Regions from separate parts of the Homo sapiens genome. Here all the other regions are linked to region 2. A link is a contact called in ENCODE Hi-C or POLR2A ChIA-PET data. All regions are on one chromosome and are shown on one strand. The core of a region is the stretch at or near the end of the contact, and the rest is flanking DNA. Distances in the headings are between cores, read along the strand shown.

Region 1 (3,627 bases), core at 872-3,371, 280 kb before region 2:
GAGAGAAGAACATTCTAGGCAGCCATCTGGGGGGAGGGGTGAAATGGCGTGAGCGTGTGGGAGGTTTAGCATGTGGGAAATTCAGCATGTGCCAGGGAGGCTGTGTTAGTTTTGTTGGGCAAATGATAACGGCATACCTAGAATACTAGATATTTGAAAGTGAGTCAATGCATTTTTCTAAATGCCTGTTCCGTGAAGTCTTAGAGATTCTGAGGAACTCTAGGGAAGCTCCATTTTTATCTGATTTAATTTTGGGCTTCTAAATTTTCTTTAACAAACGCTTCTGATGCTTCTTAAAAACTTTGAAGAAATAGTGGACTACTGGAATAAATTATAATTTTGGGATTGCACTGACAGTTTACAGGCAACACGAGAAAACTGCTTTATTGCTTTCTAGCCATGTGCCTCTGTATACGTGCGGATTTCCTTTTAATGTGAAATGGTATTATTAAATCAAATACCAATTTTTCACCAGACTTTGTTACAGATGACTTCAGTGTTTTCCTGGATACTGAACCTACCATCAAAGGAGGAAGTGTTTGCCTTTTTGAGGATTTTTGAAAAAAATATGTAGGGTCTGAAGACACCTGCCAAAAGTATTGCTCCAAAAACTATTTTTGAATAATGATAACCTCACTGCAAAGATGCATGGCCTCTCAAAGCAATTGCTTTGAAAGAGGCAACAGTTATCTGGCTACATGATCTTTGGTGAGCTTAAAACAAATAAAACCCCCTGCAGTACAGTCATATCCTTGTAAACAGTGATTGCTTCTCTTGATTGCTGGCCTCATCTGTATCTGGCTAGAAATTTTGCAGTGATGTCGCAACTCTCTCCCATGCAAGGTTATCAACCTGGTTGACCAGACTTCAGAAAACGCACCTACCACCGTGTCTCGGGATGTGGAGGAGAAGCCCGCCCATGCCCCTGCCCGGCCCGAGGCCCCCGTGGACTCCATGCTTAAGGACATGGCTACCATCATCCTGAGCACCTTCCTGCTGATTGGCTGGGTGGCCTTCATCATCACCTATCCCCTGGTAAAGCTCAACAATTCCCCTTTGCCATCCACCTATTTCTGGGGCTTCTCTGCCTGTCGCCTCATGTCAGTGAGATCCAGACAAAAACAACCAGCACATTTCTTTCCCCATTTAAAAGTCAGTGTTTGTTGGCCGGGCGGGCACAGTGGCTCACGCCTGTAATCCCAGCACTTTGGGAGGCCGAGGCGGGTGGATCACAAGGTCAGGAGATCAAGACCATCCTGGCTAACACAGTGAAACCCTGTCTCTACTAAAAATACAAAAAATTAGCCGGGCATGGTGGCAGGGGCCTGTAGTCCCAGCCACTCTGGAGGCTGAGGCAGGAGAATGGCGTGAACCCGTGAGGCGGAGCTTATAGTGAGCTGAGATCACACCACTGCACTCCAGCCTGGGCGACAGAGCAAGGCGACAGAGCAAGACTCCATCTCAAAAAAAAAGAAAAAAAAAGTCAGTGTTTGTTTATCTTCAAAAACATAATTAAAGAGACACTAGCCTCCCAGAAAAGGACAATTTTGTTCCTAAATCTTAGTGTTTTTCAGCTAAGAGCTGATTTATAAGCCTTGCTCAAAGATGATTTTGAATAGTTATCTGTATTTTTAAAGAATAAGGATAATAGATGAAGACCTTTCCTCCCTTAAAAACTGCCATTAGAACTTCTGCTGGGGAGAAGAACCAAAAAAAGAAAAAAGAAGCTGCCTGTGAGATCAGCTTGTGTGAAAAAGGCAGTGTGGCCATCCCTTTACTTCCTAGTTGGAAATGAGCAAGTTCTGTAGCAGAACAGGCCATGGGTGGGATGAAATATGTGAGGGGCATGGTCCTTCAGCAGGTTGCTCAGAGCATCGAGATGCTGTTACCTGAGAGCTCAGGAAGCTAATGACCCGCCCAGGAATGGGAATGACAGACTCTTTATGGCACTCCCCACTGGCACGTCTGCACCTGATAGTTTCACTTTTCACCTCACTCAGTCCTATGAGGTCATTATTATTGATCCCTTGTCCACAAAAGAAGGAAGTAGACCCTGAGAAGCTAAGTAACTTTCCCCACGGGTACCCAGCTAGTAGACGGCATTTCTAGGACTCCACCCCATGGTGGAGAGAAGAAGAGACGACTCCCTGGTGGGTTGGTGGCTCACAGAAGTCCCTTCAGTCCACCTCCTGCACATGGGTAGGGATGATCACAGATCGCTGCTACTTCAGATAATGACAGAATGAATCCTTCAGAGTATTTGAGAGGCATGTGGCCTCGGGGAAGGCAGTGGGATGAAAGGCGGAAGCAGGACCTCAGCCAGGCTCACCATGTGTCAGCCCCACTGCCACCTCCTGGCTATGTGTATGCAGATGTACTCTGCATACCTAGAATACTAGAGCTTCCTCACCTGCCCCTCTGGATTACTGAGTGTCTGTGCGCTAGCCTCTAGCCAACACACAGACACGGTGGGTGGCGAACCTGGGGCTTGCTCTCACCCACCACTGGCTCAGCCATGCTACCTGTGCTTCCTGTTTGGTTTCACCTTTGCAACAACTCTCAGACTTTCATGAAAATCACAGAATTTTAGAACTGAATGAAACTGGCACAGCCCTCAACCTAGGGCACAGTCCCTCCCCTGGTGGCCATCCAGCCCCTCCTAGGGTTGGGGAGTGGGCTGTATGAGCAAGGATCTAACTAGTCGGTGGAAAGACGTCCAGTCATCGAAGCAATTCTGCTTCCAGGTGCCTTCTCACTGGTCTCTTTGTGCCCTGTTGGGTCACATAAAGTACACATGCTCCCTCCGCCACTGGGACCTGTCCCTTCCCAGCTGCTTGTTTCCCTGTGGGAACAGCTGCCCTTGTCTGGATGTGGGTTTCTCTTCCCAGAGCATGCATCAGCAGCAGCAGCTCCAGCACCAGCAGTTCCAGAAGGAACTGGAGAAGATCCAGCTCCTGCAGCAGCAGCAGCAGCAGCTGCCCTTCCACCCACCTGGAGACACGGCTCAGGACGGCGAGCTCCTGGACACGTCTGGCCCGTACTCAGAGAGCTCGGGCACCAGCAGCCCCAGCACGTCCCCCAGGGCCTCCAACCACTCGCTCTGCTCCGGCAGCTCTGCCTCCAAGGCTGGCAGCAGCCCCTCCCTGGAACAAGACGATGGAGGTAAAGCCAGTTGCCATCTTGGTGCTATTTTATGTTTTATTCGAGCACCTCCTGAGAAGTCCAAGGAGTCTCCATAAGATTGTAAACTACCATTCTCAGGGGTTCACTGTGTTCTCCTCTAACTTCCACTCTGGGGGTCTCTGTGGGAAGGCTTCTGCCCCATCCCTTGGCATCTCCCCTTCAGAGGGCCTTCTGGGAACCACCCTGGCCATCCTCCTGTCTTTCTCCACAAGGGCTGGGCGTCGCGGCTGACCAGAGGTGAGCTGCCCATTGGGCTGAAGAGAGTTCCCAGGGCCAGCCGGTGGCCAAGTGTGGAAGTGTCACAGTTGGTCTGCTTTCCTCTGTGGAAGTTGGCTCAAGCCAGTTGTCAGAGCCCCAATTCTGAGGGAACTGGCACAGAGCTGGTGCAGGGAACTCAGAGCCCTCTGTCCCAAGGAGTCTCCTCGTTTTACATGTCCATTGCCG
Region 2 (3,167 bases), core at 291-2,790:
AAGACATAGTCCCTGCGCTTGAGGAAGTCCTGGGTGTGTATACGAGAGAGGACAGACATAGAAACATCATTGACAAAAAGAAAACACAGGGAAGCCACAAGAAATTGGATAACTGCCTATAGGAGTGGGGGCAAGAGGGAAATTCTCAGTGATGAGAATGTAATTCCCCAAAACTCTCGACAGCTTCTCCTGTTTTTGATGCATATGTTTGCAATTCCATGTAAATTATTTATTCACATCAGATACGCTCTCAAGTAGGCCGCAAAAAAGTTTGTGTGACTACAGTGATGCTAATAATCGACCTACTCAACGCTGCACAAAGATCATCGCCTATATCTTTTCACTCCTCTCATTTGGCAGCTTTTGCCTCTCAGGACCCCAAATTCGGAGGCCTGCATCTCCCAAGCGCTGCCTCCTTGGGTCAGAATTCTCCCCGCGCTATTCCTGCCCTGGAGCCGGGCACCCTGCAAATCCTTTTCCTAGGCGAGGGGGCGCCGCCTCCGGAAAGCCGCCAACTGGGCCTCGGTAAGACTTGTGAGGGAAGCGGGAGCTGTGGGAGGGCGACGCGGCTAGGAAGGAACCCTAGAGGCCTCAGCCCCCACTCCCACCCCTTCCCGGCACCCCGGCCGCCGGTGCCCCGAGGCTCTGCCGACTCTTTGTTAAGCGAGGCCGCGGTTCCTCCGCCCTCGCTAGGCCCAGCAGTTGCCTCCAGTGCCCCCAAGGACTGGCGGCCTTGCGTCCAGAAACCCCACGCACAAACCTGCTGCTATGGCTGCAGCGGCAGCTGCTACAACCGCGGGCGCGGAGCGAATCCCGGAGCCCAAAGTACGCGCTGTCCCGGCCCGGTCCCGCCGCGCTCCTTCCTCTCCGCCCCCTTCGCCGCCGCCGCCGCCACCACCACCACCGCCGCCGCCACCGCCACCACCGCCACCGCCTCACGGCCCGTTGCTGAAGGGGGGAGGGGAACAAAAACGCGACATGCGCAGTGAGGAACGCGCGGGCAGAAGGGCGGGGCCGGGGCTACGGCTCCCGGAAGGCGCCTGACCTTAAAGCTCCAGAACGCCTCACAGGCTCCTCAGATACTCTGACGGGAAACTGCAGTTGGGTGGACAGTGTTCATGACCCATCTAGAAAGTGGGTCTGCGAATGAAGAAAAAGTGGCGTCAAGGGGCTAGCCAAAAATCCCAAGAGAAAACGGGTTGGACAGAAACCATATTTACATGAACATGCCTATAGTTTAAACTGTTGCATATACTACTAGAGCGACACTCTTGCCTCTGGCCACGTGGTCCCACACAGCATGGCCACCTTTAGCTTCCGGAGCACCGGTTCCGTGTGACGTCAACTTGACGGAATCCTAGGTAGGAGGATTGGGATAGGCGAGGGCAGTTCCGGCCCAGGGGCGGGGATTATGTAATTTTCCCAAAAGCCCCACCTCGCCTCAGCCGGGCGGGAGAGAGGGAGGTCTCGCGCTTTCCCCGGGGTTGCGTCCCGCCCCGCAGGCTGCGCGCAGGCGCTGACGAGCCGCTCGCATTCTACGTAACGGACGGCGGAGGCTACGTGAAGAGAGGCGCGGCGTGACTGAGCTACGGTTCTGGCTGCGTCCTAGAGGCATCCGGGGCAGTAAAACCGCTGCGATCGCGGAGGCGGCGGCCAGGCCGAGAGGCAGGCCGGGCAGGGGTGTCGGACGCAGGGCGCTGGGCCGGGTTTCGGCTTCGGCCACAGGTAAGGAGCGGGCCAGGACGCGCTCGTCGGCGTGGCCGGGCCAGGCCGAGCGGTGACTCCGAGTTGCTTGGCCTGTAGCCCGGTCCGGTTGAGATAATTGTAATGGTTTGGGGGAACTTTCCCACGGAGCTGTGAGCAAATGATAGCCAAAAGGGCAGAGTTAGAGGAAATGTACAGTGTGTGCCGGAGGATGACATTAGGATGTATTGATTCTCTTGGGTGGGGAGAAACTAGGCAAAGGGGTTTAATAGAAGCAAAAACCTCTGTGGCCAGTCTCTTCTGGAGGTTTCTAAAATGAAACGTGTTTGTATCCAACACATATAAAGAGACAGAGGAAAGTCTGCATGATTTCCAGAATACTCGTTTTGGCCGTTGTCAGGAAGACCTAATCTAAAATGACAACAAGGAATGATGGCCTCACTCAGTCCTCTTTCCTCAAGTCTAGACTCAGTCGCTGAGGAACTATTGGATGAGCTTGCAGAAAATAATCAAACCAGACTTGTTAGCGCTTGTGTGAATTTTCCTTGGTCCTGTGTTGCTTGCTTCAGGAGTCATAGAGGCTGGGTGGTCTGGCAAGGACTTGTGCATTTGAGAACTGACAGGTGCAGCGGAGACTTCTAAGAGGGAAAACCAAGGTAAAAATGGCTTGGATGATTGTAACCTAAATAACCTTGAAGGATCTCCATTATAGTGCTGAGTTATCTCAGAAGTGTTTCTATGGTGTGAATATTCTAATTGGAAATTCAATTTGAAATGATCGGATCTTTTGGCAGGCTGTTAATCGAGTTGACTGTTCCGGTGTTAACTTTTAGTTGCTTCTATATGAAAAAAAAGTTTTAAGAGTAGGATTTGAAAAGGAGGCTGGGCGCGGTGGCCCACGTCTGTAATCCCAGCACTTTGGGAGGCCGAGACGGGTGGATCACGAGGTCAGGAGATCGAGACCATCCTGGCTAACACAGTGAAACCCCGTCTCTACTAAAAATACAAAAAATTAGCCCTGCGTGGTGGCGAGCGCCTGTAGTCCCAGCTACTTGGGAGGCTGAGGCAGAAGAATGGCGTGAACCCGGGAGGCGGAGCTTGCAGTGAGCCGAGATCGTGCCACTGCACTCCAGCCTGGGTGACAGAGTCAGACTCCGTCTCAAAAAAAAAAAAAAAAAAAAACCCTTGGTACATATCTCCCGTAATACCCACTGCAGCCCTAAGAGGCAAGTAGCAAATGGTATCCCTTTTTTGTATGTGGAGAACAGGGAATTTTAAGTAATTAGGCTAAGGTCATATTGCTGGTAAATGGTAGAGCTGACATTTTATTTTATTATTTATCTATTTTTTTGAGACAGAGTCTCACCCTGTTGCCCAGGCTGGAGTGCAGTGGCGCAATCTTGGCTCACTACAACCTCCATCTCTCGGGTTCAAGCGATTCTCCTGCCTCAGCGTCCCGAGTA
Region 3 (3,493 bases), core at 133-2,632, 300 kb after region 2:
GCGCCCACCTCAGCCTCCCAAAGTGCTGGGATTACAGGCTTGAGCCACCACGCCCAGCCCTTCTCAACTCTTCCAAAGAAGCTCATAAACCAGCCTAGGGAGAAGTGTATTTGAATTTGGCTTCCTACTCCAGAATGCTTCCTTTAACAGAAAGTAACTCCCCACCCCATCTCCAAGAAAAATCAATGCTCAGAAAGCCATTCTGTGCTTACCTGGGCTTTCCCTTCTGTCAGGGCCCATGTGGATCCCAGGGTTCCTCCCTCCCTGATGGGCTGCTCTCCCCCGACCCCCACGATGGGGCACTAGGAGGCCGCCCCCGAGCTCTGCCTCAGCCCTCAGCCCACCTGCTGCCGCTTAGCCAGGGGCAGGTTGGCAGAGCCCAGGGTGCGCACAGCTCCGATGATCCTGCGCAGCTGCGGGTCCGTGAAGTTCTGCCAGATCGGTTCATACAGCTCCTTGGCCTTCTGGCCCCAGGCCTCCGCAAACTCCTGGCTGAGCAGGGCTGCTTCCTCCTATTGGGCACCAGGAGGGCAGGGAGGGTGTAGGACCCTGCTTAGATGCAGGCCATAAAGGAGAAGCCACGGTGCTGGGGGAGGGGAGGAAGGCCAAGGGCTTCCAGAGCCCGGGCCCTGGGGAGATCCCTGCGGGAGACCTTAGTTTGCGGAAGCCGCGCTTCCTCCTTCTGGAGGGAATCTGCCTCATGGGAATGGTGGAGCAGAAATTGGGACCAGAAAAGAGGCCGGGCGAGTGGAGGGTGGATGGACAGTGCAGTGCGGTGACGGTGACAGCGACAGCGTCCGGAGGTGAGAAGGCAGCTGCCCGAGAGCGCGGGGGCCCCAGAGCCAAGCCCAGCACCTTCGGCGAAGGCGGGCGCGGCCTGGGAGCAGCCACCCTCATCCATCCAACTCGTGCATGCTGGGAGCGCAGGCCGTGCGCGCAGCCCGGCGCTCGGGCCCCGCGGCTGACTGTCGGGGCGAGGGTCCGGGGTCGGGGTGGGGTTCGGGTCGGGGGCGCCAGCCTGCCCGCCCCACAAGCCGGCCGCGTGCTGTGATTGGCCGCCGCGGCCCCGCCCCGCCCCCGCCCGGGCCCGGGCGCCCACCTGGCGCCTTGCATTCTCCGCGGTGATGTTGGTGTCGTGCGCCCAGCTGGCGGCCACGCTCTGGAACAGCACCTGTTCGGCGCTGGAGTTGTAGCTCTGCGCGAAGAGCTGCGCCCCGGCCTCGTCAGCAGAAAAGTTGCCGGGCTGCAGCCCGGGGTCCAACGCCAGGGCGGGCTGCGGCGGCAGCAGCAACAGCAGCGGCAGCGGCAGCAGCAGCCCCGGCCCCCGGCGGCCCGAGGCGGCCCCCATGACGCGGTGCGCGGTGCTCGGCTCTGCCCCTTCTCCTGCGCCGCGGCCGCCCTGCGGGTTATAAAACCCGACACACCCCCGCCCCCGCCCCGCCGCGCTTCCTCCTCCGCTCCAGAGTCCCCAGCGGCGCGGGCCGAGGTTCCTGGCCCGCCCCGGGCAGGGGCGCGGGCCGGGGAGGGGCCGAGGTGCAGCCCGGGGGTGGCGGGATGGGGCTGGGTCGGGCTCCCGCAGAGGAAGCTGGAGAAAGGGCCTCCTCTCTTTAGAAGATGGGGACCCGGCAGTTTGCCGGAACACCCGAGCCTGCCCACCGTGCGGCCGCGCAGCCTCGGCCGGGGCCTGGGAGCCTAGCGGCCTCCGGCTCGATCTTCCCAGCCCGACCCCCCGGAGCCTCCCGCCTCCGGAGTGACAAGGCCGGGGCCCCAGGAGCTGTCCGCAGGCGCCGCTCGTGCGGCGGGGATGGGGCTGATCGGGCCTGGCCGGCTTCTTCACCAGGCCATGGTCGAGGGGCGGGGACGTCGCCTGCCGGGGGTAGGGGTGTGGCGGGGGGGAGAGGAGGGAGGCGGGGACCTTAGGTGTCTTGCAGGCGCCTCCGGGAGGTGCTGGAGGGGCTCAGGGCGGCCGGCACACCTGGGGCTTGGGGCTGCGAGGGAGGGGGAGCCACAGAGCGCAGGAGCTTTGGAGCGCCTGCCCTCTTTCCCCCCGAGGACACAGGCTGCCAGTCGCTCAGCAGAAAACATCACACACGATCCCAACAGAGTCCTAGAACCCGAGGCTAGCAGGCTTTGAGAGCGACACAAAGCCTCAGAGATGAGAACAACCCCCTCATTTTACAGATGAAGAAATTGCCGCTCAGGTTGAGAGGCTTGCTCCAAGTCACCTCAGGTCTCCACACTCCCCTGTGTTTTCCTGTCTCATCCACGTGTCCCTCAAAGTGACAAGTGTGGGGGAGGGAGGACAGTCTTGTCCTATTGGCGCACAGGGCGGTTGTGGAGGCCACCTCGGCACCATGGCGTCTGCTGCCAGAGGGGGGAAGCCCCTTGACCCTGGCAGAGGCCCGGCGGCGCAGTGGGAGGTGGGGCAATGGAGGAACCGTGGGGTGAGGCTGGGCGGTGGGATCAGGGAAGGAGCCAGGGACAGCTGCTCCCAAGACCCCAACCCATTAGGCTGCTGGGGGCTGTTGGGAATCACTTGGGCTTCTGGGTGAGTGGGGGATGGTGTCTGGGGCTCTGAGGGACACGTGCACCTTGCTGTGCAGCATGGAGTGTGTGCAGGAGGCTGTGACCCCGCGTTCCTGTGAGATGCACCTCCAGTGAGATCGCACTGACTTGTCAGATGACGTGTTGCAGGGGAGAGGGGGCGGTGGGGAGAGGAAGAAGGTGGCTGTCCCTAGCACTAGAGGGAGAAGGCAGGGCCTTGTTAAACACTGGCCGGCAGTGGGGCCGGGAGAGGAGAGCTGGGGTCAGGCCTGGCCCTGGCCCGCTTTGCCAGCCTCCCTCCTGACCTGCAGTTTTCCCTCACAACTCCTCCCTGCCCAGTTTGGCTTGGAGAGCCAGTGGATACCAGAGGACATGGGTGCACTTCTGGGCCGGCTACGTTGGTGGACGTTTGTGATCAGAGCAGCCCCATCGAAGGCCAGGGGCCAGGGAGGGCAAGGTGGTGGCCTGGGCTCTCCTCCCAGGAGCCACCCTGCTCTCAGGGGTCCTAACAGCTTGGCCTTCCAGGCTTTGAGGGCTGTGGGTGTCTGTGTGCAAATGAGCTGCTGTCTCCTGGGAGGAAGCAGTCTTTCTGTGGAAAGAGGCTTGGGTGGGGAAGAGATGAGAGTGGGGCTCTGTCAGCCTCTGAAGGAGGGGCCAAGGGAGGAGAGATGAGTAGAGAGGAGAAGAGCCTGAGGCCTAACCTGTATCCAGAGGCCCTCAGCCAGAGGCTGGCCTCGCCTCCAAAGAGTTCCTGAGAACCCTCTTCAGGAGGGTGGAGGGCGGGCATTGCTTCTGCTGGTTCATTCTCCCGTCTGACTCCAAGGCATTTCCACAATGTCTATAGACCCTGGGTTAGGGACTGTGTCAGCAATAAACAGCCTCCGCCTCCACTTCCGACAGGGTTGGAAGATAATGGAAGTCTTCCCCTGGACCTGGAGCAGCTGACACC
Region 4 (3,368 bases), core at 698-3,197, 490 kb before region 2:
TCCATCAGAAATCACAGCACAAACAGGGTTATTGTGTGGAGGCCATTCCAAGAGCCTGAGATCTGTGTGGGAGGCAGCTGACCTGCAAGATCTAGTGGGCGAGGGCTGACCTCCAAGTCTGAGGACAATGACTTCTGGGTCAGGCAGGTGTCTGGGATACTAGGAAGGGGAGAGGAATGTTGCCAGGAGGGTAGGCAGGGCTTGCTGGCATTGGAATGAGGCACCAGAGTAGCAGGGCATTCTTCTGGGATCATGACTGGGCCTGGTGGTGAGCCGGAGTGTGTCTGCCATTAAGATATTTATGCACTGTCTCACGGGTCAGAGAACTAGCCTGGCTTCCCTCTGCTTGAGGCATCAAATCTTCTTCCTGCTTGAGGATTTCAATCTTTCAGATGTTGTTTCATCTGGGTCCAGTGCCCTTCTACACTCAGTTCTTGGCATGACTTATTCTGTTATGAGTGTCTTAGTAGGTGACCTCCTCCCTTACTAGCAAGTCTCCCAACCATATTACTAATTCTGAGGATGAAAGGAGTTTGGCTTTCATTTTGCCAATTGAATTTGAATTTCATGACTATGATAGACTCAAAACACGCACCTGAGTGTGGTCCTTGTACCACTTGCATTAGAATCACCTGGAGGGAGGGGTGTCGAAGGCCATCTCAGACTTACTGAATTACAGGTTCTGGGGTGGGACTTAGAGATCTTCATGTTAAAACCCTCCAGGATGATCTGACGTTGAAGATCTGACATTTGGGACCCACTAATGCAGGAGACACACTGACACATCTGTTTGTTGTCTTGGTCCTTTCTTGTGGTGGGTGGGAAGTGCAGAGGGGCAAGGACTACGGGGGAAGGGGGAACTCTCCCTATGTGCCAGTGCTTCTGCCAGCCAACCCAGGTTCGCAGAAGATAAATGCACAATGGGCATTGCCATCCCAGGAAGCTCATTCTAAGTGAGAATTTACCTCGAGAAGTCACTTTACCTCTCTGAGCCTCAGATATTGCCTCTCTAAAAATGAGTAGTTAATACTATATAAGTTCTAAGCTCTAAGAACTCGTGGCCAGGCGCGGTGGCTCACGCCTGTAATCCCAGTACTTTGGGAGGCTGGGTCCGGCGGATCACGAGGTCAAGAGACCGAGACCATCCTGGCCAACATGGTGAAACCCCGTCTCTACTAAAAATACAAAAATTAGCTGGGCATGGTGGCACGCGCCTGTAATCCCAGCTACTCGGAAGGCTGAGGCAGGAGAATCGCTTTAACCCAGGAGGCGGAGGTTGCAGTGAGCCCAGATGACGGCACTGCACTCCAGCCTGGCGACAGAGCGAGACTCCGTCTCAAACAAAAAAACTAGTAACAGAGTTAGTTCAGGATAGGATGTGGTAGTGTGGTAGTCAGGTGGGGGAAGTACATAATGCGGGAAACTGGGAATTTGCCTTTTTAAATCAATGTCTGCAGTTGGATGGGGATAGATACGTCTGATGGCCCTCTAAAATGCAAATCGAGTGAATTTGCCCAGGGGGATACCCCTGGTTCTCCGCGCCTCAGTCACCCCACCTCAACCCCCAGCCCTCGTCTCAAGGGCACTTGTTGCTGCTAGACTGCAGGAAGAGGAAATTAAGAAGTGCAAAGAGCTGGGGACAGTGTGCAGCCCCGTTGGGAGAGTGAAGCTTTTGTCCCCCTCACCTGGGGCTCTTCCAGGTAACCCTCCCCACCACTCCTCTCCCTAGCTCCAAGGGCGGTGGCCCCTTTAACAGACCTGACAAATCGCTCCCCCATTTCCGCGGCCTCACCTCGGCGCGCGGTAGAACTGGATTGGTTGGGCCTGGCGTGCCGTTTGCTCCGCCCCCGCGCCCTCTGGTTGGCGGCGGCGGCCGCGGGCGCGGGGCGGGTCCGCCGGCGGGGCGGGGCGGCGTGTGCCCGGGGGCGGGCGGGCGGCAGGGCAGCAGGACCGCGGCCGGTGCCCCAGCCGAAGCCGGAGTCGCGCGGCCGGGAGCACGGGCGCCGGCATAGTACAATGAGGCAGCCAGCGGATCTTGGGTGAGCAGTCTCAGGGCCAGGCGGGGGCGGTGGAGGGAGCGCCCCGCGGATAAGGCCCGGGCTGGGCGCGGATCGACCCCGCGGGCTTCAAAGTACCGGTCGGGTCCGGCGGCCCTTGGCGTGGCGGGGCTCGGCCCCCCACCCCGCTGTCATGGTTCAGGTATTGAAGGGGACGCCCACCCGCGACACCCCCGGGCAATCCCTTCCTTCGGGGCCCCGCCGGATGGCTCGGGCTCGACTCCGGCGGGAGGAGCTGCCGGCCCCGTCCCCTCAGCCTGCGGTCCCCGGCCCCGGGCAGGGAGGCACCGTCACGCGCAAACTAGAGGAAAACGGCTTGCAATTTTATGAATGGGGCCCCGGGTTCCTGCCGCCCCCCTCACCGGCGACGCGAAATGCTTGAAAGTCGAGAACCGCAGTTACTTTTACTCGAATCTGTCAGAGGTTGTATGCGCCCCGGTGGTTTTTCTCCAACTCCTGGAGAACGCGGGTGGCGGTGGGGTGGTTTGTGTGCTTTAGCAGGGAGGCGGCGGCGTGCCGAAATCCGGGGGATCGGAAGGTTAACAAGTGACATTGGGCTGAGGCCTAGCGCCAGGTGCCTTGCGGGGAGGCGGTGTGGCCGTGGACGCCGTCGCTGCTGGCTGCTGAGCACGGAAACCATACGGTGGAACCGGAGAAGGCGGGGAACGGCTGGCCACATTGCACCACACGCTGCCTAGAGCGTACGGCTGCCATGGGAGTTGGTGCAGGGGAGTCTTCCCCTTTTGAAAACGATTTTTGGAAAACTTAGCCCCTCAGTGGGTTGATAGTTACTTAAACCATCGGTTGTTATGGTTACTGGGCGTCAAATGTAAGGGCAAAGTCTGTTTCCACCCTCGCTCTTTCTCCAGAGCTATGAAGTACTTTGTCACTGTGTTTTACAGACACTGTCCAGGGAGGACATCCTTTTTTAGAGTTGAGGGAAAATTGTGGGCTCCTTGAGGGCAGGGCTCGTGCCACGTTCACGTTTGAAGTGCCAGCGTCTTCACACCATCACCGCTCTGCACATGCATTAAAAGGAATGAGGCTTTTACATGTTTTGAGGATTCTCAGAGGATTCAGAGGAGTCATTTCAGGAGCCAGGTGTAAGCTGGAGGGGAAACAACGAGTGACTTTTATATGGAAAACAATAAGGAAAAATGGAGGGCAGGTTATCCTTGAACTCTGGAGTATGGGGAGTTTGAGGAGTCTAGGTTTGTGAGTTTTAGGGCTGGGTCACACAGAGACGCTTGTCTCATATTGGAAGAATGAAACTGCCATTTCTGTTAGCTCTTACCTAGCCCATAAACAATA

Evidence for each region. A loop is a pair of places that touch in the nucleus more often than their neighbours do. ChIA-PET counts read pairs that join two places held with the same protein, here RNA polymerase II (POLR2A). Pooled maps may share reads with other maps.
Region 1: a pooled map shows a loop between it and region 2 (2.8-fold over the local background). The contact joins the enhancer-like site here to the promoter of CCDC47 in region 2. A Hi-C loop is called at or near these places in 1 of 50 pooled maps. POLR2A ChIA-PET finds 5 or more read pairs at or near these places in 3 of 52 experiments (CD4-positive, alpha-beta T cell, activated B cell and activated T-cell).
Region 3: a pooled map shows a loop between it and region 2 (2.4-fold over the local background). The contact joins the promoter of ACE here to the promoter of CCDC47 in region 2. A Hi-C loop is called at or near these places in 2 of 50 pooled maps. POLR2A ChIA-PET finds 5 or more read pairs at or near these places in 5 of 52 experiments (AG04449, GM12878, H1 and 2 more).
Region 4: a map of CD8-positive, alpha-beta T cell shows a loop between it and region 2 (17-fold over the local background). The contact joins the promoter of TEX2 here to the promoter of CCDC47 in region 2. A Hi-C loop is called at or near these places in 2 of 168 maps with a recorded cell type or tissue (CD8-positive, alpha-beta T cell and naive thymus-derived CD4-positive, alpha-beta T cell), 1 of 37 single-sample maps with no recorded cell type and 13 of 50 pooled maps. POLR2A ChIA-PET finds 5 or more read pairs at or near these places in 3 of 52 experiments (CD4-positive, alpha-beta memory T cell, PC-9 and activated T-cell).

Annotation. Positions count from the first base shown.
Region 1 is chr17:64,055,210-64,058,836 of GRCh38, reverse strand. It overlaps ERN1 (endoplasmic reticulum to nucleus signaling 1), which reads left to right. Exons shown (of 22, transcript NM_001433.5): 12 at 844-1,035; 13 at 2,889-3,162. Among named protein-coding and RNA genes, the nearest start is that of ICAM2, 36 kb to the right of the region's middle. RefSeq lists a silencer at 1,825-1,874 and enhancers at 2,185-2,304, 2,093-2,836, 2,837-3,580. Within about 2 kb of position 2,121, at least 8 of the 41 ENCODE cell types and tissues checked have a DNase peak (open chromatin) inside an H3K27ac peak, as active enhancers do.
Region 2 is chr17:63,771,970-63,775,136 of GRCh38, reverse strand. CCDC47 (coiled-coil domain containing 47) reads left to right here and starts at 1,540. Exons shown (of 13, transcript NM_020198.3): 1 at 1,540-1,725. It overlaps DDX42 (DEAD-box helicase 42), which reads right to left and starts at 967. Exons shown (of 18, transcript NM_203499.3): 1 at 761-967. RefSeq lists a silencer at 639-928 and enhancers at 1,059-1,368, 1,081-1,665.
Region 3 is chr17:63,474,950-63,478,442 of GRCh38, reverse strand. ACE (angiotensin I converting enzyme) reads right to left here and starts at 1,382. Exons shown (of 25, transcript NM_000789.4): 1 at 1,100-1,382; 2 at 345-512. The coding sequence starts at 1,348. RefSeq lists silencers at 873-932, 1,033-1,122.
Region 4 is chr17:64,261,839-64,265,206 of GRCh38, reverse strand. TEX2 (testis expressed 2) reads left to right here and starts at 1,947. Exons shown (of 12, transcript NM_001288732.2): 1 at 1,947-2,039. RefSeq lists a silencer at 1,750-2,359.